2 separate regions of the Mus musculus genome follow, and region 1 is linked to region 2. Evidence: chromatin loops called from intact Hi-C (ENCODE). Cell type or tissue: left cerebral cortex. All regions are shown on one strand. Links, peaks and the distances in the headings refer to the core of each region. The heading gives the core; the rest is flanking DNA.

The links. A loop is a pair of places that touch in the nucleus more often than their neighbours do. Peaks named below come from ENCODE experiments on the same cell type or tissue, not always from the same donor. Only the 100,000 strongest peaks of a DNase experiment are listed, where the experiment ranks them.
Region 1: it touches region 2 in a loop (2.2-fold over the local background); 2 of 42 quality-filtered maps call a loop at or near these places.

The regions. Positions count from the first base shown.
Region 1 is chr3:117,354,956-117,367,535 of GRCm38, reverse strand. Plppr4 (phospholipid phosphatase related 4) reads left to right here and starts at 6,660. Exons shown (of 7, transcript NM_177664.5): 1 at 6,660-7,512. The coding sequence starts at 7,288. In left cerebral cortex, for the core only: no CTCF peak of the experiment used is centred there; DNase peaks (open chromatin) are centred at 8,130, 8,410, 8,589, 9,968 and 3 more places; H3K4me3 peaks cover 3,649 bases; H3K27ac peaks cover 3,393 bases.
Region 2 is chr3:117,432,816-117,445,729 of GRCm38, reverse strand. No RefSeq gene overlaps it. Among named protein-coding and RNA genes, the nearest start is that of Plppr4, 78 kb to the right of the region's middle. In left cerebral cortex, for the core only: CTCF peaks have their summits at 3,620 (motif pointing right) and 6,780 (motif pointing right); DNase peaks (open chromatin) are centred at 3,638 and 6,822.

The DNA of each region.
Region 1 (12,580 bases), core at 4,581-12,580, 80 kb after region 2:
TATTGTAAAGGATGTCATTTCACTAATCTCTTTTCTAGCCCTTTTATCATTTGTATAAAGGATCTTTTATTTGTATACATTGATTTCTTTGAGTTAATTTTGTATCCAGCCATGTTGCTGAAGGTGTATATCAGCTGTACGAGTTCCCTGGTAGAATTTTAGGAGATCGCTTATGTATACTGTAATTTCATCTGCAAATGGCAATACTTTGACTTCTTCCTTTCCAATTTGTATCCCCTTGGTCTTCTTTAGTTGTCTTATTACTCTGGCTAGAACTTCAAATACTATATTGAATAAATAGAAAGAGAGTGGGCAGCCTTGTCTTGTCACTGATTTTAATGGAAATAGTTTTAATTTCTCTCCATTTAGTTTGATGCTGGTTATTGGCTTGCTGTATGTTGCTTTAATTATGTTTATAGGGTATATGCCCTATACCCCTGATTTCTGTACTACCTTTAATGTCAAAGGCTTTTTCAGCATTCAATGAGGTGATTGTGTGATTTTTTTTCAGTTTGCATATATGAAGGGTTACATTGATAGATTATCATATAGAAAACCATCCTTGCATGCCTGGGATGAAGACTACTTGATCATGATGGATGATGTCTTTGATATGTTCCTGGATTTGGTTTGCAAGCATTTTATTGACTATTTTTGCATCAATATTGGTAAGGGAAAATGGTCTGAAATTCTCTTTTTTGTTGAATCTGTGTGTGGTTTAGGTATCAGGGTGACTGTGGCTGCATAAAATGAGTTTGGCAGTATTCCTTCTGTTTCTATTTTGCAGAATAGTTTAGACAGTCTGATAGAATTCAGCACTAAAATCATCTGGCCCTGGGCTTTTTTGTGTTGGGAGATTTTAATGACTGCTTCTATTTCTTTAGGGGTTATAAGACTGTTTAATAGTTTACCTGATCTTGATTTAACTCTGGTAAGTGGTATCTGTCTAGAAAATTATCCATTTCATTAAGATTTTCCAATTTTGTGGAGTACAGTCTTTTGAAATGAGACCTAAAGATTCTTTGAATTTCCTGTGTCAGTTGTTACGTCTCCCTTTTCATTTCTGATTTTGTCTATTTGAATACTGTCTCTTGGTTTGCTTGGCTAAGGGTTTATCTATCTTGTTGATTTGATTTCCTCAAAGAACCAGCTCTTGGTTTCATCGATTCTTTGTATTGTTTTGTTTGTTTCTGGTTTGGTTGGTTGGTTGGTTGGTTGGTTGGTTGGTTGGTTTAGTTTGATTTGTAGCTGTCTTCAGACACAACACAAGAGGGCATCAGATCCCATTACAGATGGTTGTGAGTCACCATGTGGTTTCTGAGAATTGAACTCAAGCTCTCTAGAAGAGCAATCACTGCTCTTAAGCACTGAGCCATCTCTCTAGCCCCATTTTCTTTGTTTCTAACTTACAGATTGTTTGTAATGTGACAGGATGCCATGTGAATGAAGGTATGCATACTGTCTATACACATGTATGTGGGGGCCAATGGTCAATAATAAGTACAGTACTTTGTCACTTTTCATCCTACTTTTTGAAACAGGATCTTGTCAGTGAACCTGCAACTCACTGATTGGCTAGTTACACTGGATGGCCATTGAGCTACTGGGAATCTGCTTATTTCTGCGTTCCCAGGGCTGGGATTACAAATGTGTGCTGCCACGCTTAGCTTCTTTGTTGGTTCTGAAGATCTGAACTCAACTCCTCAGACTTAAACATTGAGCAGTTTACCCACTGGGTTTTATCCTCAACCCCTTCTTAAACATTTGCACTAAGGAGCAGCCCAATCATTACTAGACCTTAAGAAAAATTTCCTGGTGCAAAGATACAAGATTTATCATAAAAGGAAATTATTGAAATAAATTAAATAAGTAGCACTTACAACATCATGGAGATGGTGACTGTATTGGCTAGTTTTGTGTCAACTTGACACAGCTGGAGTTATCACAGAGAAAGGAGCTTCAGTCAAGGAAATGCCTCCATGAGATCCAAATGTAAGGCATTTTCTCAATTAGTGATCAAGGGGGAAAGGCTCCTTGTGGGTGGTACCATCCCTGGGGTGGTAGTCTTGGGTTCTATAAGAAAGCAAGCAGAGCAGGCCAGAGGAAGCAAGCCAGTAAACAACATCCATCCCTCCATGGCCTCTGCATCAGCTCCTGCTTCCTGGCCTCTGTGAGTTCCAGGCCTGACTTCCTTTGGTGATCAACAGCAGTGTGCGAAGTGTAAGCTGAATAAACCCTTTCCTCCCCAACTTGCTTCTTAGTCATAATGTTGTGCAGGAATAGAAATCCTGACTAAGACAGTGACAAATAAAAATCGTGAGAGAAGGAATGAAAAAGAAGAGTTGGGTAGAAGAAAAATACCATTGATATTTTTTCTAATAATTTTTTTTAATTAGAAGTATCAGAATATATATGCTAAAACAAAATTGTTCATAATGAAGTTCTAGCCGGGCGGTGGTGGCGCACACCTTTGATCCCAGCACTTGGGAGGCAGAGGCAGGCGGATTTCTGAGTTCGAGGCCAGTCTGGTCTACAAAGTGAGTTTCAGGACAGCCAGGGCTATACAGAGAAACCCTGTCTCGAAAAATTAAAAAAAAAAAAAAAGTTCTAGATTGTACAATTGAGGAGGGGAATGGTGTTTGGAGAGAGAGGTCACTGAGAGTGTTGTAACCCCCCCCAATTACTAATACTAGAGAGACTTTGGTGTTGTGCATAGACAGTTTGCCTCTGCATCCCCTTCCCCCATTAAAGCTCCTGTCCTCCCTCCAGCCTGAGGCAAGCACAATATGCAGAAAACTGGTTTCTGTGCTTCATCCTCCTGCAGGGAGCAAGCCTTCATCCTCTCCCTCCCCTAGTGTTAGAATGGCACTACCCATAACACTACCCATAATGAGGACATTTTGAGGAGACAGCACTAGACATCCTCCCCACCTTTGTGTTTCCAAAAGCCAATCCTCCTCCTGAAAAGCAGAAGTACTCTTCAGGTGCCTCTCCTTGAGACCTTAGAGAAATAACAAGCTCAAGGGAGATCAGAGGTCAGGTCACAGACAGTTATGACTGCCATAAAATTAGTCCCTGAACAGACACCCATTAACGCCCCTTTCCCACTTCAGTACCATTCCACCAAATGATTACAGCCCTCTACTCCCCTTTTCTGTGAACATTCACGGGATTCCTAACTATACTGTCCGGTGTTTTCTGGACTCAAGGTCAACTGCCAGCATTCACACAGTGAGTGCGAGGCAGGTGATTTGAGTTCCAACTTGTAATAATAAAAGACTCTTTTTCAAGTTACAGTGGACTTTGAAATCATTCTTGGGTCCGTCTAGGTTTCCTGTGGACTCAGGGCACAACAAGATCCTGCAGAGAGTGGACAGAATTCATATGCATAGCATCTGAGTTCACTTCTGAGAGAATGACACATGGGGATTCATAAAAGCAAAATAATCATAGCGCATACAGGGCTTAAAAAACTTATTGAAGTGGGGACACACATACAGAGAGAGGCACCAATAGGTGCCTGAGACAGGGGAATCTAGTGGCGGAACTTCAAAAATAGGTTGCAAGAATTTGGAGCTGGACTTCAGGTGAAAATTCCCAACAACTTTTATTTTAATGTATTTTTTTGTTCGTTTCATACATGAGAAATAAATTTACATCTATTTTCCTCTTCCTCTTCTCCAACTCTTCCTGTGTCCCCAGTCTCTTTCAAACACATACTCTCTTTATTCTTGTTACACATACAAACATACATATACTCAGTACTTTCACTCATAACTTATGTTGTAGTACATATATAATATATGGCATATATACAATACATATAATATATAGCATATATACACATATATGTATATATGTAATACATACATACATATATATATATATATATATATATATATATATATATATATATATATATCTTACCCTCTCTCAGCAGCCATTGATCTACTGTAACATTTTATCTAGGGGTGGAGTCTCAAAAACTTTCCCAGATCCATGTTGGTATGCCAGCTGGTTCTGTCTGTCATTTTTTCAGAAACTATGTTTCAATTCATGTTTATAGCAAAAATAATAGAAAAGGACCAACATTTATTGGAAAGTCAAAAGATTTAGAGACTAAGTATGAGAGACAAAAATTAAGAATGATGGAGTGTTTAGACTGACAGATGTGGCCATTTAATACTTTAATTAGCTTCTTTTCAGTGCTCTCCTGTAAGGTACATGGGAAATTTTGCATAATGTAGCAATGAAGAAAAAGATAGTCAATATCTGTGCCCATGTTTCTCAACACTTCACTGCAAACTAGCACAAATTTAGGGCCAGCTATATAGAACTTAGTAGAAAAAAAAAAGATTTTACAAACCACCTACAACGTTGAGGCCACCAAGAGGTATTCTTAAACTAAGAACTACGCTCTACCCATTGTCACCATGTAAACAATTCACATCTGGGACAAGAAAGGACATGGATGCTAACTGCAGTGAAGAAGCAGTTTAATATGCTTCCCAGAGTGTGGATGTTTTCAATGGAAATCTTGTTCCATTGAAAAAGGGCACCCACTGAAAAAGCAGCTGTCTGACATTTCAAGACAGAATATTTCACAGCACCAATAACCTGGAAAAAAATGCCCCAAAATACACTTGACATCATTATTCAATCTGTCAGCTTTCTCAGCTATCAAAGAAGAAAGTTGTTTCTAAGTTGGTTTCGGGTGCCCATAGCCAAGTATTCTCCTGGGAGTGTTTGTGTGGTAGTTATCTCTCTTCGATTTATCAAGTTTATTTAATTTTCATTCAGCAGTACTTGAAGCACTTGAACAGACTATGTGAGGACATATTCCCTTTTCAAAAAGAGAATGTCTTCATCAGAACTCATCATATAGCTTTGGAAGCATGGTAGTTCCAGACAGCAGGAAGTGATGGGAGGAGATTGGCTCTCCATGAATAGTGGGAAAGGACACTTTAACTCAACTCATCAATTCAGTTTCCTTATCTGAAAATAAAAACTTCAGATGGGTGAAATATTTGGTAAACTATTAAAATAATGATGCATTCTAAAAATGAAATAACATACTGTAAAAGAAAAAAGAAGAGGCTGGAGAGATGGCTAAGCAGTTCAAAGCATTGCCTGCTCTGCTCTTCTAGAGAGCCTAAGTTCAGTTTCTCAGCAATCACATGGTAGCTTACAACTATCTATATAGGGTCCAATAACATTGTGTGGTATGTAGCATATATACAGACAAAGCACTCATATAAGTAAAAGGATAAACCTTTAAAATGGGAGGAGGAGGAAGAGGAGAGAGGGAGAAGAGGAGGAAGGGAGGAGGGGGAAAGGAAGTGGGGAAGAGGGAGAGGAGGAGAAGGAGAAGTAGGGGGATAAGGAAGGAGAAAGGGGAGGGGGAGGAAAGAGGAAGAAGAAAAGAAGAAGGAGGCAGAGGAGGTAGAGGAGGGAACTGAAGATTTGATTTGTGACCATTACTTAGTATGTCAAGAAAAATTTGACAGAGTTTCTAAATTTTGAGCAGAGTCATGAAGTATGTTAGTGATTAACTGTGCAATGTTGATAGAACTGCGTTCATCAACAGAGAGACATAGTAAGTACAAAGGTTTTGGGTCCCCTCACCATCAGAATCAGAAAAACTAGTGCAGTTCATCAGGTAGAATGTCCATCAGGATTCCAGGTAAAATAAAGAGGTGGGGGTGGGGGTGAGGGTTACACATAGTGGGAAGCTTCTAGAAGGGTTAACCAGAGAAATGAAATCAGTAATTGCTTTTCAGAAGTACCTTTGGGCTACTGTGTGAGGGGTAAGGCATGGCTTAAAATTTGTAAGGACTCTTTTTTTTTTCCTGCCAATCAAAACAAGACATGGTAGTGACCCGCGGTGGGGGGGGGGGGGGAGGGAGGGTGAGTACTCTGTTTTGAATAATAATATGGGATAATATAGTCTTTTTCTATAGCTTCTATTCTCTGAGTAAGATAAAGCTAGATGGTTGTGTGGCTTTTGAGAAGTTAGGAGAAGATATGTATGGAACCAAGACCAGCTAAGAAGGACACACTAGGTTTGGAAGGTGGGGGGACTTAAGCCATGGTCCCAAGGTCACGTGTTGTGGTTTTATTCTACTGTATTTAGCTGTTCAGATAAACATCTTATTTACCTGGGGTAGAGTTTCACTGAATAGTATGGTACATGAGCAATTGCACTGCAGGACTCTGAAACCTAATCTTGGCAGAAGGAGTAGAGGCAAGATGCCGCATGGGTAGTAAAATGTGAATGTTATGAATATGGCATCTAGCTTGCCAAAACCCCACTGGAGCAGCAATGGAAAAAGCCAGCTGAAAAGTAGGCTGGGGATTCAAAGTCGTGTGATTGACAGGGAAACTTTGGAAGAGCAAGAAATGACCTAGAACAGATAGGGACAGAAGTGGGTGATATCCCCATGTGTTGCTTTGTGTCCCTTGAGTGCTTCTGCTGTAGCACTTGACACTGATGGTTTGCGAAAAGAATCATAAATGTGAGAGCAACCACGGACCCTGACAACCAGGGCTTGGGCTTAGACTCCAGTGTTTGGAGTCATGCTTCCATAGTTACGGCTGTGATTCCCACAGTGCACTAGGGAATAAGAATGTGGTTAGAATATTTCCTGAGCTTTGGGGCCAGCGATGATGCCCCATTTACCCTTTCTCTTCAGATGCAGGAAATTTTCACTCTGTTCCCCAGCTGATTGGAGCTTTTTCTAGGTGCTTCCCTGGGAGTTACCTCCCTAGAGATCAGCAGGCAGGGCTGTCACGCTTGGGTAGCAGCCAGCTCCCAGTGAATTCCTTCTGTGGCCTACTTGTCCTTATGAAGTCCGAGTTTTAATTTTGCACAGGTAGGAGGTCTCTTTTGCTATGGATAGGGCGGATAACGGTGCTACCATTAGAAAACAGGCTTCTGTTTTCTAGGAAGGCAAGAGGAACCCCAGGTAGGGGACCTTGTGAGACCAGGTGACTTGGCTCCTCAGCCTTGCTTCTACAGAAACCAGGAGTGCTTCCCCCCACTCTTCCCTATTTTTGACGTCAAGCTCAACCAGCCAGCAGAGGAGCCTCACGGCTTGGGCGGTGGAGAGAGAGCCCAGGGAGAGTGGCAGGGAGGGGAAGCCATCTCAGCAACAGCTTGGAGAGGGAGCTGCTATCCCTTGCCCGCAAAACACGGACTAAAGCCAGGCTGAAGAAGACCTGCGGGCTCGGGCTCGGGGATCCGCGGGGTTACTGCAAAGAGGGGCGGGGAAAAGGCGGGGGCGCTGCATGCAGCGCGCTGGTTCCAGCGGTGCCCGCGGGGAATGTGACATCAGCGGCGCCGGGCGCTTGCGGCTGGAGCAGGCAGCTCGCCTCGGTGGCCGCACGGTGCACACCTCGCCCGGGGGAGGACTTGGAGCCCGGCAGGCGGCCGGGATGTCGGCGAAGGAGAGGCCAAAGGGCAAAGTGATCAAGGACAGCGTCACCCTCCTGCCCTGTTTTTATTTCGTTGAGGTGAGTTGGCCCAGCGCCCTGGCATAATGCAGATCTTTCCGGACAGCTCCGGAGCTAATTCGGGTCCTGGGCGGGATTGGTGACCACACCGGAGCACCAAGGGCTTGAGCCACTGCCTTTCCTAAATGCTCGACCCTTTCCCTTTCCTCCCACAGGTTTTTCTCCAGAGCTCCCCTGAGTCTGCCTGTGGACACCTGCCAGCACCGCCTGGTTATCACTAGGGGCGGCTTGCTGGGTGGCCTTCCAGGAAGGGATACCTGTGAGAGTACTGGTCTAGTTTTTGGCCCTGTAGCGCCAGTTGTGCACAGCATATATCAGTGCCCCAGAGGGGCCATGATGCCTGTATTTTGAAATTTGTGTTTTTCAATTTGCTGACTATTTCTAGAACTCTGTGAGCTTTTGGTGGGAATTCAAAAGCATACAGTTTTGCCTAGACTGTAGGACCAGAAATGTTTATGTGGTATTAGGATTATCGGTGGCTTCTATTAACCCCCCTAAACCCGTCTCCTACTACAGTTGCTATGGTACTTCATCTGCTTCTAAAATTGGGTCATTTCTAGATGTCAGTCAACAATCGACTGGCCTTTAGCCATGGTGTGTGTGGGTGTGTGCACAGACACATACATATATCCATGTACATATATATATAGCTCAGTGTAGATATATGCATAAACGAGTGAATATATATTTCAAATGTATGACATCATCTGAGTTCACTTTGTGTGTGTGTGTGTGTGTGTGTGTGTGTGTGTGTGTGTGTGTGTATCTGTGCTTTTATTCTGACCTGAGCAATATTTCGGTTAAGCAATTAATATGGAGTTGCACTCATAATGAACCTCTGGCTTACCTAATGCAGCATTTGAGGGAGGAACAGTTTATGGGAGGGGTGTAAAGATTGACAGGTACAGGATTCCATGTACTGTGATTCATTGCATTTGGAAGACATTTTTAAGCAAGGGGTTTCTTAAATTACAGGTGAAGCAAGGATACATTTAGGAAGAAGATCTAACAGTTCCAAGGGTAAAACTGTGGTTTGTGTAATTACATCTCAGGTTGAATAGGGAATTCTGAAACGGTTGCTGCATTATACATAGCCTTCCTTCCTTGTCTTTTTAGCCAAACATGGAGGTGCTCACTTCCAAGCACAGACAGCAGACTCTGTGTTTGGTGACTGAGAGGTTGATCTGGATTGGGGAAGAGCTACTATGTTGAAACTTGGAGAAGACATCTTCTGTCAAGGCTCTCCTTTGATATTGCTGTATATCTCAGAGTTTCTTTTATGTGCCATATATTTTTTGAAAGATTTAAGTTTTAAGAGAGGTGTATATGACCTGCATAAGTTTCAGAGAAATGACCTGTCAACCTTTCCCTTCATCTCAGACCTATAGAAAAGAAGCAGATGTGGGGGGGAGGGGAAGAGAGAGAGAGACCCTGTTTGCTTAAAATCATTGTTTCATCTATTATCCTTTTTTACAAGGAATCTTGAGGCTATGGCTATGTGTGCCCAGAAGGCTCAGTGAACAGAATCAAGGAATGGGACTCTGAGCTGCCTGCTTCTACATCAGTGGCTAAACCACTTGTAGCACTGCTGATCCATTTAGTAGTGTTTTTTTTTTTTCTTTTTTTTCTTTTTTTTTTTTTTTTTTTTTTTTGCTAAAGCACTTTTAATCATATCTAAATCTTTTATGTTTATTGGAGAGAAATTAATGATTTTGGGGGTCTGTCCCTAAGAGATACTCATCCGAGGTCAGCTGGAAGCTGACTACACCAGAACACAGCTGTATATGTTTGTAATCTCAATGAATGAGGCTACAAACCAAAAAATTCAATCATTCTCTTAAAGAATGCTACTGACTCTTGAGAAACTTTTCATGGACTACATACCCTTTAACTTAGGATCTTAAAAGTAAAGATGTTTTATAATTCATTGGAATTGTGTCTCTAGGAGAAAAAAAATCTTACAAATGTTATACATTTTCCAGGAATGGAAATCATTATTTTCACATTGACCCACTCTGACACCTTCTATGAATTCATTAAGCCAGAGAAGTTACAGAAAGATGACTTGAAATAAATCATTGAGTTTATTATAAGATTTTGTTTGCATTTTCTTATTTTGATTTTTGGTTGTGTTTTGAAATAGGATGCCAAGGGAGCCCAAGCTGGCTTCAACTTAACTAGTAGCAAGACTGGCCTTAAATCCCTGACCCTCCTGACTGTACTTTGCACATGCTGGGATGAGAGGCATGGGCCACTGTGCCTGCCTCGTGAGATTAAAATGAGTATCTATAACACTGTATTTGGGGGTGGTAATAGACTTCTAATAGAGACCTCCAAAATTGGATGGCAAATTGTCTCCCTGAAACTTGAATGCACGATGAACCTCTAAAGAGATTGTAGAAGAGGGAAGAAGGCATCATTCTTCCAGCTATTTAGGAGTTGGCAGCAAGCACTACCCAGCTCCTTAGAAATGACTCATTTTGAAGCTAGTGGGAGGAATCTGCAGGATGAGTCTCTTTTGCAAGATGAATAAACAGAACTTGAATTAACATGTCAATTTAAAAGCACTAGAGGAATGTCCCTTGACTTTGGGACATAGTTCCCCATGACTCGGGGATTAAGATAGATTGACAAAATTCAAGTAAATCTCCTTCCATCACATATCAGCATAGAGAGTATAACTGAAGTAACATAAAGACAGTGAGACGGCCAGTATTCAGGGGAGAAAAGTCTTCAGGTCTTGTCTTTCTTTAAGGTGTGGGCCATTTTAGATTGTTCTTTGCTTCTTGAGTTCTTTATATATTTTGGATATTAGCCCTCTATCAGAATATGGTTTCCCAATCTGTAGGTTGACGATTTGTCCTATTGACTATGTCCTTTGCCTTACAGAAGCTTTTCAGTTTCATTCAGTACCATTTATAAATTCTTGATCTTAGAGCCTGAGCCATTGAAGTTCTGTTTAGGAAATCCCCACCCCACCCCCATGCCCATGAGTTTGAGGTTCTTTCCCACTTTCTTTTCTATTAGATTCAGTGTACCTGGTTTTATGTTGAGGTCTTTGATCCATATGGACTTGAACTTTGTGCAAGATGACAAATATGAGTCATTTTTCATTTTTCTACATACTGACTGCCAGTTAGACCGGCATCATTTATTGAAGATGCTTTCTTTTTTCCATTACACAAAGGAACTTAACTGGTAAAATTTCACATGGACCAGAGAGGGATAAAATAAACCTAGATACAGTTCTGTCAACTGCAATGTCTAGCAACATTTGATTGATTGGGAACACAATGAACCTTAAAGATAGATTGACCTGGTTCAAACATCACCTGTGCCGTGTTGTGCATAATTTTGACCACATTAGCTCTCTAGCTGTCTATTTCCTTTTATGTGATAAAAATCATGTAGCCTCAATATGAATATACATATATTCATCTATGATAGAAAATAAGATGCCTATTGCTTAGCTACAGAGTACATTCAGTGGTTCAGGCATCATGTCTGTAAGATGACTACATTGTGTTCTTTCATTTCCTCTTGTACAATTGCCCTTGACCTGAGGTGGACTCTTTCCCCTTCCAGGTTGAACAAATTCTACTTCTTCACTCACACTGTTCCCCAGAAGCGGTCACCTCCCAAGTTTCTAGAAGATGCTTGAGTTTCACAGGGTCCCTGGATACAGTCTGTAATATTGGTCATGGTTAAAGACAGTGGAGTGCTCTTGGCTTTGTATAGGGAATATGAGTTTTCTTTGTAAAGCCGTTAGAAGAGCATGCACCTTTTAGCTCAGTCTTCAGTTAAAAAAAAAAAAAGCCATTGAGTCGGTGGGGTGGCTCAAGCCCAGTGACCTAACTTCAGTACCTGCCACCAACATGGTAGGAGGGTTAGAAGGAGAGGATAGACTCACTCCCACATGTTGCCCTTTTACCTCTGTATCAAAATGTACAACATACATACATGCATATATACATAAATGCATACATTCATACATATGCACACACATATATACATACATGCATGCATGCATGCATACATACAAACACAATGAATAAATAAATAAATGTCATTTTCAATAAAAGAGGACATTGTTGTCTAGATTTTTAAAAAGAAATAGATAGAAATTAAATAACATAGCCAAGCTTATAAAGCAAAATTTGAGACAGAGTGGGTACCAAATCAAACTTCATGTTCAGCATCACAGACTGGTACATGCCACTTACAGAGAGAATACACACACAGGCAGTTACTCCTTCTGCTTCTTCTCTGTTAAGAGCAAGAAGATGGCACCTCGGAGGATGGGCTGAGGTGATCCCTTGGGCCAAGGAGTTTGAAGCCAGCCTTAGCAACATATCTTAGACCCCGACTCATAAAGAAAACAAGCAGACAAACCAGCAACAACAAAGCAGGAAGCTACGGTAAGGTGTGAGCACATTCTCAGAGGTGGGAGAGACCTGCATCCTCAGCTCAGCTGTCCTCAGCTGGAAGACGCTCAGCACAAACACTTAGCAGACAGTGTGCACACGCCACACTCTCTCACCAGCCAGCAGCTAGTGTCCCCAGGTTAGTCAAGGAACAGAGATGATCCAGCCCACTTACTCTGGCAAAGCACCTCTATAATCCTGTGAGCACAAGTCACACTGGTTAGCTTCTAAGTTCAAGCAAACCTGTCCTGGTTCACAATCATGCTTGACAGTAAGTTAATGGGAAGGATGTTGTTGTCATCGTCATCGTCATCGTCATCATTGTTATTGTTGTTTTCTTTTGTCTTCTGTTTTGCTGATAAAAATGTTCATGGTTGGCAGTAACATCCTGTGGTAAATTGCAAAGCAAGATGGCTTCTAGAATAGCACCCTACTTTATTGATTAATTGGATAATTCAGTTTTCCACTTTTCAACATGAGAAAAGAAAGACCGCCTATGGATAGACCAGACCCTTAAACAAGAAGACATCCAATGTAGTATTATATTAAACCAAAAGTAGGCTAATATGTGCTTGAATTTTAGTTTGCAAAGCCTTCTCCAAGTGATACCTGTCTCTCCTGTTTTGGTGACTGCAGCTGGGAGC
Region 2 (12,914 bases), core at 2,306-10,305:
GAAATTTTCCAGGGTAGAACACCAATAGCTTATGCTCTAAGATCAACAATCGAGAAATGGGACCTTATAAGATTGCAAAGCTTCTGTGAGGCAAAAGACACTATCAATAGGAGAAAACGGTAGCCACCAGATTGGAAAAAGATCTTTACTAGCCCTACACATGATAGAGGGCTAATGTCCAATATATACAAAGAACTCAAGAAGTTAGACTCCAGAGAACCAAATAACCCTATTAAAAATGGGGTACAGAGCTAAACAAAGCATTCTCAACTGAGGAATATCTAATGGCTGAGAAGTACCTAAAGAAATGTTCAACATCCTTAGTCATCACAGAAATGTAAATCAAAACAACCCTGAGATTCCACCTCACACCAGTCAGAATAGCTAAGATCAAAACCTCAGGAGATAGCAAATGCTGGTGAGGGTGTGGAGAACGAGGAACACTCCTCCACTATTGGTGGGATTATAAGATGGTGCAACTACTCTGAAAATCAGTCTGGCAGTTCATCAGAAAGTTGGAAATAGTACTACCTGAGGACCCAGCTATACCACTCTTAGGCATATACCCAAAAGATGCTACAACATATAACAAGGACACATGCTCCACTATGTTCATAGCAACCTTATTTTAATAGTCATAAGATGAACCCAGATGTCCTTCAACAGAGGAATGGATACAGAAAATGTGGTATATTTACACAATGGAGTACTACTCAGCTATTAAGAACAAATAGTTCATGAAATTCTTAGGCAAATGGATGGAACTAGAAAATATTATTCTGAGTGAGGTAAACTAATCAAAAAAAAAAACCCCACATATGATATGCACTCACTGATTAACGGATATTAGCCCAAAAGCTCAGAATACCCAAGATAAAATTCAGAGACCACATGAAGCTCAAGAAGGAAGACCAAACTGTCCTTCTTAGAAAAGGAAATAAAATTCTCAAGGGAGGAAATATGGAGACAAACTGTGGAGCAGAGACAGAAGGAAAGGCTATCCAGAGACTGCCCTACCTGAGGATCCATCCCATATACAGACACCAAACCCAAACACTTTGTGGGTGCCAATAAGTGCTTGCTGACAGGAACCTAATAATAGCTGTCTCCTGAGAGGTTCTGCCAGAGCCTGACAAATACAGAGGCAGATGCTCGCATCCAACCATAGATTGAGCACATGGTTCTCAATGGAAAAGATTGAAAGGACTGAAGGAGCTGAAGGGGTTTGCAAACCATAAGAAGAACACCAATATCAACCAACCAGACACCTCTCCATCCCCCAGAGCTCCCAGTGACTAAAAGCAAAGAGTACACATGGAGGGACCCATGGCTCCAGCCTCATATGTAGCAGAGGATGGCTTTGTCGGACACCAAAGGGAGAAGAGGCCCTTGGCCTTGTAAAGACTTGATGCCCCAGTGTAGGGGAATGCCAGGGCCAGGAAGTGGGAGTGGGTGGGTTGGTGGGGGATCAACCTCATAGAAGAGGGAGAGGGAAGATGGGATAGGGCGGTTAGCAGGAAAGGGGATAACATTTGAAATGTAAATAAATAAAATAGCCAATAAAAATTTTAAATAAAAAGGAAGACTCAGATTGTGCCTCTACACTCATCCCATGAAAAATGTTCTCCCCCATATTACTTACAGTAAGCTTCTGAATGAAATAATGTATGTGGCTGAGACAAACCTAAAAATCATGTTTGGCCCTCTTGTTTGTGCTGCTTTGGAACACTCTATCTTGAATTGATCCATTAGTTCTCTGGAACAGCTCTTAACCAGCATGGAATTCTGCTGCAGATTTTGGTAGCTAATTCTCACACACACACAAAAATTAAACTATGTCCAGCAAGTGAACAGATGAATCAGATTCTGTGAGAAGAGAACTTTTAGACACTCCAGGAGTTGCAGCTAATTAATGTCCAGGTGATTAATTAACACTTTTCTGTTGGACTTTAATTGTTTATTTTTTTTTATTATCCAACTTCTTCATTATTTGGCTTGCATCTGGAAGAAGCATGGGCCCAACCAAAAGTGCTGTAGAAAGAAAGAAAGAAAGAAAGAAAGAAAGAAAGAAAGAAAGAAAGAAAGAAAGAAAGAAAGGAAGAAAGAAAGAAAGAAAGAGATAGAGAGACAGAGAGAGAGACAGAGAGAGAGAGACAAAGAGACAGAGAGAGAAAGGGAGGGAGGGAGGGAGAGAGAGAGAGAGAGAGAGAGAGAGAGAGAGAGAGAGAGAGAGACTATATGAACACTCCAAAAGGGACTGAAGTAAAGGATAACAAGATTGACAGTAATCAAGATGATGGTCAACAAGGCCACTGTAGGGAACTTCTATCTCTTTCTAGTCAGAGACTTGCCTGTGTAAGCAAAGTGTAAGTCAAATTGATGTTAGCTCCAGAATTCTTCTGTAAACTATTTCAGAGTTACTACAAAGTAGGAAACATTGGGAAGGTTCCTGGAAGCAGGAAGGAAACTCAACTCATACCCACCAAGCCTCCTCAAATCCCATTTCAAACTGGGCAGCACCCTGCTTGGGTGACTCCTCTACCATGGCACCATCTGAGTCAATGGATATGGCTGGGAAATCATCAATGACCTGGGCACATCTGGGTTCTATCTCTGTTCTAGGCTCAGGAGCACCTTAGTTTCTCTGATTTCTTCTTCTGCAGACTGCCATCTTGATTAGAAGCTAATATGCTAAGCTCTTCCAAGTTCAACTGATGCGGCTTGGAAATTTCTTAAATAGGAAGCTCGTAATTGAAGGAGCTTTTGATGGGTATTTTCACATAGGAACTATTATTATTCATACATACCCTTTTCATATTGGGAATGGGCAAAGAATAAGAAGAAACCACGTGGCTAAGTGCATTTCTGATTCAAAAGAAAGAGACAGAAAATGCAGGTGTACCTCACTGTGAGAGTAAATAGCAGCACTATTTTTATAAAGGAAAGTAGAGAAAAAGTCCTACTATGTACATTTCTGCAACACCAAACCAGACAGTGTTAGAGGCAAAGAAGTAAATATCTGTCACCAGGGGAATCATTCACCAATACAAGACATGCATTAAACTCTCACAATAGGATCTCCCAATAAATGATTCATCCAGATGCTAATATTTAATCAGTTCCTACTTTTAATTAATTTAAGAGCCTCTCAACATTTCAGCACATTTGAGGTGTTTTTTGAGGGTTCGTTGTCCAAGGTTAATCCCTTAATCAAACTTGCCTTTTTAAAAAACACAAATAAATGATGCAATGTAAAGCCTATTATTGTTATGTCATACAAAATGCTAATGTTGAATTGTTTTCTTTAGGTAACCAGCATTTTTACCTCTGAAATTTCCTTGTAATGTAATTGCTTGATTTAGGTTATCTTTGGAGGCATGCAAACTGCTTGGCTGCAGCTTATAAATATATTTCCGTTGCCTGGTGGTCTTGCTTTTTAATGTTTGTAGCACTGAGCATTTTACCTGTCTAATTTTATATTCCAAGTCATCGATGAAATGTTTTCTGTGTTCAGTGAAACTGTAGATGATGCCAGATTATTAGTAGCCAGATTTCTTTGCATTGAAATTGAAAAGATTCTCTCCCACAATCCTTAGTCAGGTAAAGCCGCTGCCCTGAATTCTTACGTTTTTCCACAAGAGGGCTCATACCAGACCAAAGCTCTGCCTGCTGCTAGTGATCTGCCTACATCTCTTGGTGAAAACCAGAGAGACAAGAATTTGAAATATTCCCCAGAGCACTAATTAGATTTCAAAAATCAAGTAAGCAGATATTTTCAATAACTGCAGTTGGTTGATAATGTTAACAGCCAAGTTTACAGAAGCATCCTTTATAGCAGATGATGTCATGTGTGAGATGGTAGCCATACAGCTATTGTCATTGCTGTCGTTGTGAACGTGCTAAACTCAGGTCTGCTGAAGGACATGACTGTGGAGCTCGATTGTCAGGGTTTGAGTTCCAGGTCGGATGTTTTTATTATTTCGGCACCATCAGACAACATAGTCACTGTTGCTGTCTCTTTTAGCCATCCTTAGCTCCTCTTCTTGAACTGTGATTGTTGTAAGGAGTAAGAGAACTAAGCCAAGTAAAAGCAGTGAGAAGAAAGTCTGTGATGTATTAAGTGATTTGTAAACTTTGGCTACCACTGCTACTACTGAGGCACAGAGAGATTAAAAGACAAGCCCCAAATCACATTTGTTGACTGAGAAGAGACAAGCTGTAGCCTGGGAAGTGTGTTAGGGTATGGAACAAGAATACAAACATGCCGCCTCTTTATCCTTCATCCTCTTCCAGCAAAACAAGATCCAGTTCTTACTGCTTTCTGTGCCTGTGGACTACCCAAACCTCTAATTTGATCATGCATCTCTGTTTTGAACTCAGACACAAGTCTACTTGAGAGCCAGCTCCGTGTCTTATTTATGTGCATAACCACATCACATAGCAGATGCTTGCCAATGGTAAACAAAGATGATTTGGAAAAAAAAAAGCAGTAGTGAGAATACACTAATTTCTGTAACTGCATCATGCAGCAGCTTTGTTACTCATCTTACATGTATGGAGACCACAGTTCTTAAGAGCTCTATCAGCACAAGCTCAGAACTTAAGAAACGCCATGGCTTCAAAGCCCATGCTTCTTGTTCTTGTTGTTGTTCCTTTGCTTGTTGTTGTTGTTGTTTAACTTTTTTCTGTTTTTCTTTTCTTTTCTATTCTGTTCTGTTCTGTTCTGTCCTGTCCTGTCCTGTCCTGTCCTGTCCTGTCCTGTCCTGTCCTGTCCTGTCCTATCCTATCCTATCCTATCCTATCCTATCCTATCCTATCCTATTTTTGAGACAAGGTGTCTCTACATAGTCCTGGTTGTCCTGAAACTCACTACTTACACTGAACTGGCCTCAAATTCACAGAGGTCAGCCTGCCTCTGCCTCTAGTGCCCTGGCATTAAAGGGGTGTACCACCCTGCCCTGCACCCTGCTAGTTGTGCTCTCTTTGCCCTTGCTTACAGCACTTTATATGTTTTGTGGATAAAGGTAAAATGTGAAAAACCACACCAGAAGCTTACACAAATCTTCTGGAGATAATGGAGAGGTGAGGAAGGAGGGGACTAGAAGAAAAGAGGGGGAGGGGAGAAAGGGTTCTGTTATCAGCTGATTGTGCTCGGGAGGGGGAGGGGAGAAAGGGTTCTGTTATCAGCTGATTGTGCTCGGGAGGGGGAGGGGAGAAAGGGTTCTGTTAGCAGCTGATTGTGCTCGGTCACTAAAGCCTTCCCTTACTACTAGACAAGACAGACATGAACAGAGTAATCACCCAAGTAATTGACAATCAGAAAACAAGATGTACATGGGAATGGGAGTGTTCCAAAGTGAACACACATCACTTTGTCCACTAGGTGAAAATCTCCCTCAGGAGACAGCCGAACTGAAACCCAAGTGATGAGCTAGGAGGTAGGACAGGAAGAAAAGAGTAATATTCAAAGCAGAAGAAGCTACCTGTCCAAAAAGCCTGCAGCAGGAGTCACATCCTGCTGAGGAAAAACAAGAAAAAGAGAAATCACAGCTGAGTGTTCAAGAGGTGGCTCAAAGGTGGAAGGCAGAGAATTAGTCGTCTTAAAAAAAATACAACAGAGGATAAGAGTAATAGCATTACTCTGAGGGAAGGAAGTATACACACACACACACACACACACACACACACACACACCACACCACACCACACCATACACACCACACACACCACACACCACACACACACACACCACACACACACACACACCACACACCACACACACACACAGCACACACTACACACACACACCACACACACCACACACACACCGCACACACCATACACACATACACACACACACACACCACAAACAGACACACACACCACAGACACACAACAACAACAACACACACACACCACAAACACACACATGCTTAGAATATAATGGAATCAGGATTGTCACTTTTAAAAGTCCAAAATGTTGTGAGAATACGAGAGGGCAAGGTATTCTGCATAGAGGAGCACAGGAAGAAAAGAACTGGCAAGCGTTTGGCTGACATGGGATCTGAGCATCCAGGTAACGGTGTGAAGAAACACTCCAAGGAGTAAACACTGCTCACAGGCCTATTCTCTGCAGAAAGAATTAATGAAAAATAAATAGGTAACAACAAGTGAGAAGAAACTTTAGTATTTTCTATGTGTTTAAAAATAATATCCCCACTAGAAAAGGTATCTTTGATAACAATTTTTCAATGCTTGGAAATAAATGATAAAGATCATACCAAAATACATAAAGCATGTAAAGTCATGTCCAGATGAAAACATACAGAATAATATGCAGGTGTAAGGGGACTTATGAAGAAACTTAAGAACTTCAAATGAAATGCAAAGAAACTAGAAAAAAACGATACAAGCAACTAGACACTAAACAAACAGTAAGGCAAAAACTGAGTCAGAAAAGGATAGCAGTATATATCTCAACCAAATGGAAAGGATGAAGGAAAAAGGAGCATCAGACACTAAAATCAGCATCACTATAGATGTGTTTGCTGTTAAAACAAAAAATACAGACATAAATAGTGTTATTGTCAAAAATTGCAAATATTAAATGAAATCAACAAATAGAAAAACACTGTTTTCCAAAACTAACAATTATTATTGGAAAATCAGAACTGTGCTACAGCTGACAAAAGGGAAGAGTGTATTTACTGGGGTGGTCGGTGTTTTTCTACTTCCTAATTTCTACGATTCAGTGTTATTCAGCATTTCCGACTGCTACCACGAGGTGGCAGACGTCTCCAAACTATGGTGGGTAACCGTGTATCTGCAGGACACCATCTTTGTGTGGTCTGCAGCAATCACAAACAGAAGGCATGTCAATCTAAATCCTTTTTATTATCGTCGGTTCAGCATCTGCATTGTTTTCATGAGAGAATAGATACCAACAGGAACAAGAATGTGTTTAAAAATTAAAAACAGGTTCGATTAGCAGATGTTGAATCCCACCCTAACAATAGAACCTTCCACTTCAGGCTCAGAACAAGGCCAGGGAAGTGGAGCAGCCTAGCACAGATTCCCATCTCCATGACAACCTTTTCGGCTCCAAGCACAATTAAAGAGACAGCATCATCTTTTTTGGAGAGAATACATATAAATGTATTTTGGAGAGAATATATATATATATATATATATATGAATCGTGACTGTTATTCATTTTTTAAAAGAAATTAAAATTTGATTCTGATTACTGAAGCTAAGTTATTGATGGATGGAGAAGCACGGATTTGAAAAGGTTTCACATAATTTCCATGTAAATGAAAAGATATATGTGCCCCTATGTACTGGAGTTATTGCTATTCTCTTTTGCTTTGTCCCGGACAGTCTCAAAAATCCTAGCTTGGTCCCCTCTTAAGACTTGCTGTATTTGTGGGTCAAAAGAAAACAAAAGCTGTTCATCCATTAGCAATTAGATTTTGAGCAGATGGTCCAGAACATGTAGTGACTTCCTAGGGGTCCTGTGATACCCTAGTCTGCAGCCTGAGAGATCCTTTTCCTCTTTGGAAAAACAGTACTGAGATTGTTCACTTGCCATTTGAGGAAGGTTGTAGGACCCAGCTTACCTCTCTCCTGCAGGGAGTGTTTAAATTTTTTTAGGACTTCAAAATATCCAAGGTGAGAAGAAAGAAAGAGGGGGGGGAGGGAGGAGGGAGGAAGAAGGAAGAGGGGGAGGAAGAGGAGGAAGAAGAGGAGGAGGAAGAGGAAAAGGATGAGTAGGAGAAAGAGAAGGAGGAGAAAGAGGAGGAGAAGAAACAGAAAAAGCAGAAACAGGGCAGAAGCAGAAGTGGAGGAGAAAGAGGACGAGGAGGAGGAAGAAGAGGAAGAGGTTTTCTGTATATTAGGATACAGGATACATTAAAATAATTGAAATGGTGAGTGGAGACCAATTGTGTTGCTTCTTTAATTCATTAATAGGGTGCATTAGTCTGGGTTCTCTAGCAGAACAGAGACTCCAGTAGACAGGAAGTAGGCTCTAATGCCAGTGAGAGCGAGCAGGTAAAGAGGGCAAGCAAGCGTCCTTCTTCCACGTTCTTTACACATGCTGATTGCAGAAGGTGTGGCCCGGACTAAAGGTGGATCTTCACATTTCAAAGACCCAGAGGTGAAGTAGATCTTCCCAGTCAAAACCCCTCAGAGATGTGCCCAGCCACTGGGGGTTTAGTTAATTCCAGATGTTGTCATGTTGACAACCAAAAATAGCCATCCCACCAGGCTAGGGTAGTGGCTCAGTGCAGACGATGTTTGCTTTGCAGATGTGAGGATCTGCAGAATAGATACCCCAGAACCCACATTACAAAGAGCCTGTAGTGGTTGTTCGTAATCTCAGCCCTGGGGAGGGAGAGTCAGATGAGTCTATCGCTGGGGCTCATTCAACAGCCAGCAGAAGTTCCCTGACAACCATGCCAGTGGTTCCTTTAAAAAGAAATTAATTCAGGGAGTGCCTGAGGAATGAAAATCACAATTGTCCACTGGCCTCCACATACGTGAATACAAGCGTTGAACACATGTGCACATCATATGCACATGTGAATGGATTCAATTTTGTGTTATTTCATGAAATCCTGAACATGAAGACTTAATTGAACTAGGACTATAAACATTTCAAAGGATGGTATCAAGAGGGAAGAGGGTCCAGGTATCTAAAAGACTTTCTAAAAGGTTGTAATAGCATGCCATTTCATTAAAAGGGCAAAAATGTGCTTGGTTTCACCCTGCCTGGGAGTACATAATTATGCTTTCTCATTAAGCAGAGAGGCAGAACATGGGAGGTTGACTTTGCCCACTATGGTTCTTGACCAACTATGGCTTTTGTGTGTGTCCTGCGGATGCAGGCCCTTTGTTTGTTATCAAGAGTTCTTACTACTGAGCTGTCTCCCCGACTTCTGAGTATTTGCATTTGTTTCAAATGTGCTAATTTCTTATCTCTAACACCTTTGGTGAGTGTCAAGATATTTTCTATTGTCTATTGTCTATTTAAAACCATTTTTATTTCTCTACTTTTGAATTTTAGAAGTCTTTTCATAGATTTTGAGTATTTTGGTTTACCAATATTTCTTTCAAGTATGTAGGCAAAGCTTTTTGGGGGTTTTGTTTGTTTGTTGTTTGTTTTATTTTGTTTAGTTTTATGCTTTGGCAGAAAATCTAGAAAGTGTTTGCTTAGGTGCTAAGGTCACCGAATTTCTATTTTCTAAGCTTCTATGGGTGATGACAATACAAAATTAATTTTAAAGAGGTGAAGAGATTGCTCAGTGGCTATAGCCTGTACCACTATTATGAAGGATTCGTTTGGTTCTCAGCACCCATATTGGACAGATCATAATCGCACGTAATTCCAGCTCCAAGGATACTTAATCCTTAATGCCTTCTCCTGCAGGGCACCTGAGCTCACATGCACATATACATACACACATATACACATAATTTAAAAATAAAAGTAAATAACATTGGGAAACATTATCACTCTCACCCAGGAATCAAATATTTGAGAGGTTTAATAATAGAGTTTGTTCTCAGACTAGCCTAGGATTATGTATACATAATAAATCTGATTAACTTGGCAAACATTTCCCTGCATGGTCCAGGTATCTAAAAGACTGTGGTATTTCCCAGAAAAACCCATACATATGATCACAAAGGAGCTTCGAGGGGTAGGTTCATAGTATAACTCGTGTTGCTAGGTATTGTCTCTGGTAAAAACTGTGCTTCAATTTTAGCAGAAGGCAAAAATTAAAAAAAAAAAAAAAGAAAAAGAAAAAAAGTTTTAAAATGTTTTTTTCAAAAAAAGCAAGGTTAAGTAGACACTTCACTAGAAAAAAAAAACTGTTTTCTAATTTTAAAAAATGTTAAAAAGAAAATGAGAGAGAGTATTATTCTCCTGCTCATAACAGGACACCCAAATCCACTTCTTGCATTTGCCCAGTGCATCCCAGCAGCACCAATAGACCTGGCGACAATGCTGAGTGGAAGTGGCCCCTGAACACTCTGCTTCCCAAGAGAACCCCTGTGCTAGCACAGATCTGGGCAGCAGTAACTCCCAGAAGAAAACGTGAGACTGTACCTGAGGAACGGAGACAACTTCTGAAAGTGTAAAGAGAACACCTGGCAGTCCCACAGGCACAACTTAAGGACAGACAGATGGACATACCAAGACCTGGAAAGCAGGTGGGGAAGCAAATGACTAAAACTAAAGGACGGACATTCATCCTAAGTGCCTTGGCTTATCTCAAACTGAACTGCTGCCTAAGTGGGGGCGGGGGAAGCCATGAGGACACGGGGGAAGGCCCCAATCACTTGCATGTTTTCATCGTTCCCTTAGCTCTTCTCTCTTCTTAGTCCCTCACATTCTGTCCGTGGGCCTTGTCCTCCTTTCTTTGCCACATTTGTTCTCTCTTTTTTCCCATCAATTTATCTATTTATCTACTCCATATACTGATCACAGACCCCACTCACACAGTCCCTGTCCCCATCCCCCAATACCCTTCTCCTCGGAGGAGGTTGAGGCCTCCCTGGGTACCAACCCACCCTAGCACATAGTGTCTCTGCAGGACTAGGCTACCTCTCCTGGATTAAAAAGCAAATATGGGCTTGGTTTTGAATTTTTATTTCTAGCATCAAATAAAGATTAAATGCTGTTTTAAAATGTCTTAATTTGGTTGGAAAATTCTTGGAGAGGATTCTAATTTTACAAGCATGGGTGGGTTCCCAAAGACTAGGACAGTTGCTTGCTTGCTGTTCATAGGCTGAGGTAAATGGGAATGTGGTAACACTCTAAGACAAACTGTGATGGTGATCAAATGTAAGGACTGATACAGAAGACAACTTACTGAAGGGTCTGAAGGGGTGTGTGTGTGTGTGTGTGTGTGTGTGTGTGTAGCAGTAAATTAGTTAATAGGCTTTGGCTCACAGCACCATTTTACTCTCCCAAGAGCTCTGGATTATAAAATGAGACACACACACACACACACACACACACACACACACACACACTCACACACACCAGCTAATTTTGATATGCCTTGACTAGCTCGATAGTTGGGCACTTCTAAACCTCCCCTTGGCTAACACCCCCCCCCCCTCCAGACTTCCTGGCTTAAAACCTTCTAAATGTATATTTTATCTTTGCTGCCCTGTTACCTTCTGGGCAGCACCACCACCACCTGACATAGGGCTGCTTTCCCTTTCCACCTACATTGCTAGATGACTTCTCTCCTGCAGCTCTTGAATCTGACCCCTCTCCCTCTGAGTCATGGCAATTCTCCTCTTCTTCTCCCTCTGTCCCTTGACTTCCTCCATTTCCCTGCCCAGCCATTGGCTGTACAGTAATTCTTTATTACCAATCAAAACCAACTGAGGGCAGGGACCCTTGGTGTCTGGAAGTGTGGCTTTTGGAAGTTGAATTAAGACAAAGCATTAGAACCATTTTCCAGTGTGTGTGTGTGTGTGTGTGTGTGTGTGTGTGTGTGTGTGTGTGTTTGTTTGTGTGTATAATATATATACATCCACCACCTCAGAAAGAATCTCCATTGAAAATTCGACACTTTCCATAGATAATAAAACCATTTATTATCTATATGGCAGTTTAAAGACCAAAGATATTTTGTTTTACTTTGTTTCATCCCTATCATTCAATGACTAAAATATATGTGATAACCAGGGATGAAATACTTCTTAGAAATGTCATGGCTACTATGGACCACAGCTGGAGATCCAATCAAGTATCCTGTGCCAAGTCCCAGTTTAATATTGTAACTTTTGTACCTACGCAGCACAACGCATATGTGTTTTAAAGTCTACTCAACCAAGACAGAGCTTCCACTGGCCGAGGAGGGTGCTTAGTATATCACATCAACACAGTTAATGGATGGAAATCCATTTGTGGTGAGTGTGCCAGTCCGTTCTTCTCTCCCCAGAGACCTTTGCTGTAATCCCAGTATCTTATCTTAACTCTGTGAAAGCCTATGTGTGAGATCGTGTACACACACACACACACACACACACACACACACACACACCATCACTTGATGTTGCCACAACCACTACCAACAACAACAAAAGAGAGCAGAATACAATCCTTGAAGACGTGAATAAGTTTAGGATCCCAAACTTCAGGCAAAGGGCACAGCGGCAACTTTTCCGTTGGGAGTGCATTGTCAGGGAAGTCTCAGTCCCAGAACATCATGGGTGACTTGAAAGAAGAGAGAAAACTGAGTGTGATGGTTTCTATTTCCCTCCACAAAACTGGAGATGAAGCATGTTTGTTGTTGTTGTTGTTGTTGTTGCTGTTGTTGTTTTTTAAGTTAAGGGTAAAGCCTTGAATTAGGAAATTTTTAAATTGCATAGATTTGAACACATGTCTTGCTTAGAAACTATTAGTCTGTAGAGGTACCGGTCTGCACATGAAGATTTTGGGCTATTGTGCTAGAAGTTCTCACACTTCATCACCCTGGATACTGGAAGAACAAAGTTAATGGAGATAAGGACAACATGGAGGAAACAGTGAGACAAGAGGTGGGCACTAGTTTCCAGGCTCAGTGGGCTTTGTTTTGTTTTATTTAAGATTAGTTTTCTATCCCTGTGCTGAATGTTACTAGATGAGAAGGAGGATTAGTCATGAAGGAAAAGCAATCGTTAGAAGCAAAACAAAGGTTCAAAGAGGCAAATGTCAGAAACAAAGAATGAGGCTGGATTGAAGACAGAGTGGTCTATCTGAGGGAAATAATAAATATGACAAGAATACACCACAGTGGCACCTCTGCCATTTGTTAAAACAAATTTAAATGTTAAATATGACTCTCTGTTCTTACTGGTGTGAAGTGGTATCTCTTGGTGCTTTAATTTGCCTCTCCCTGATGACTAAT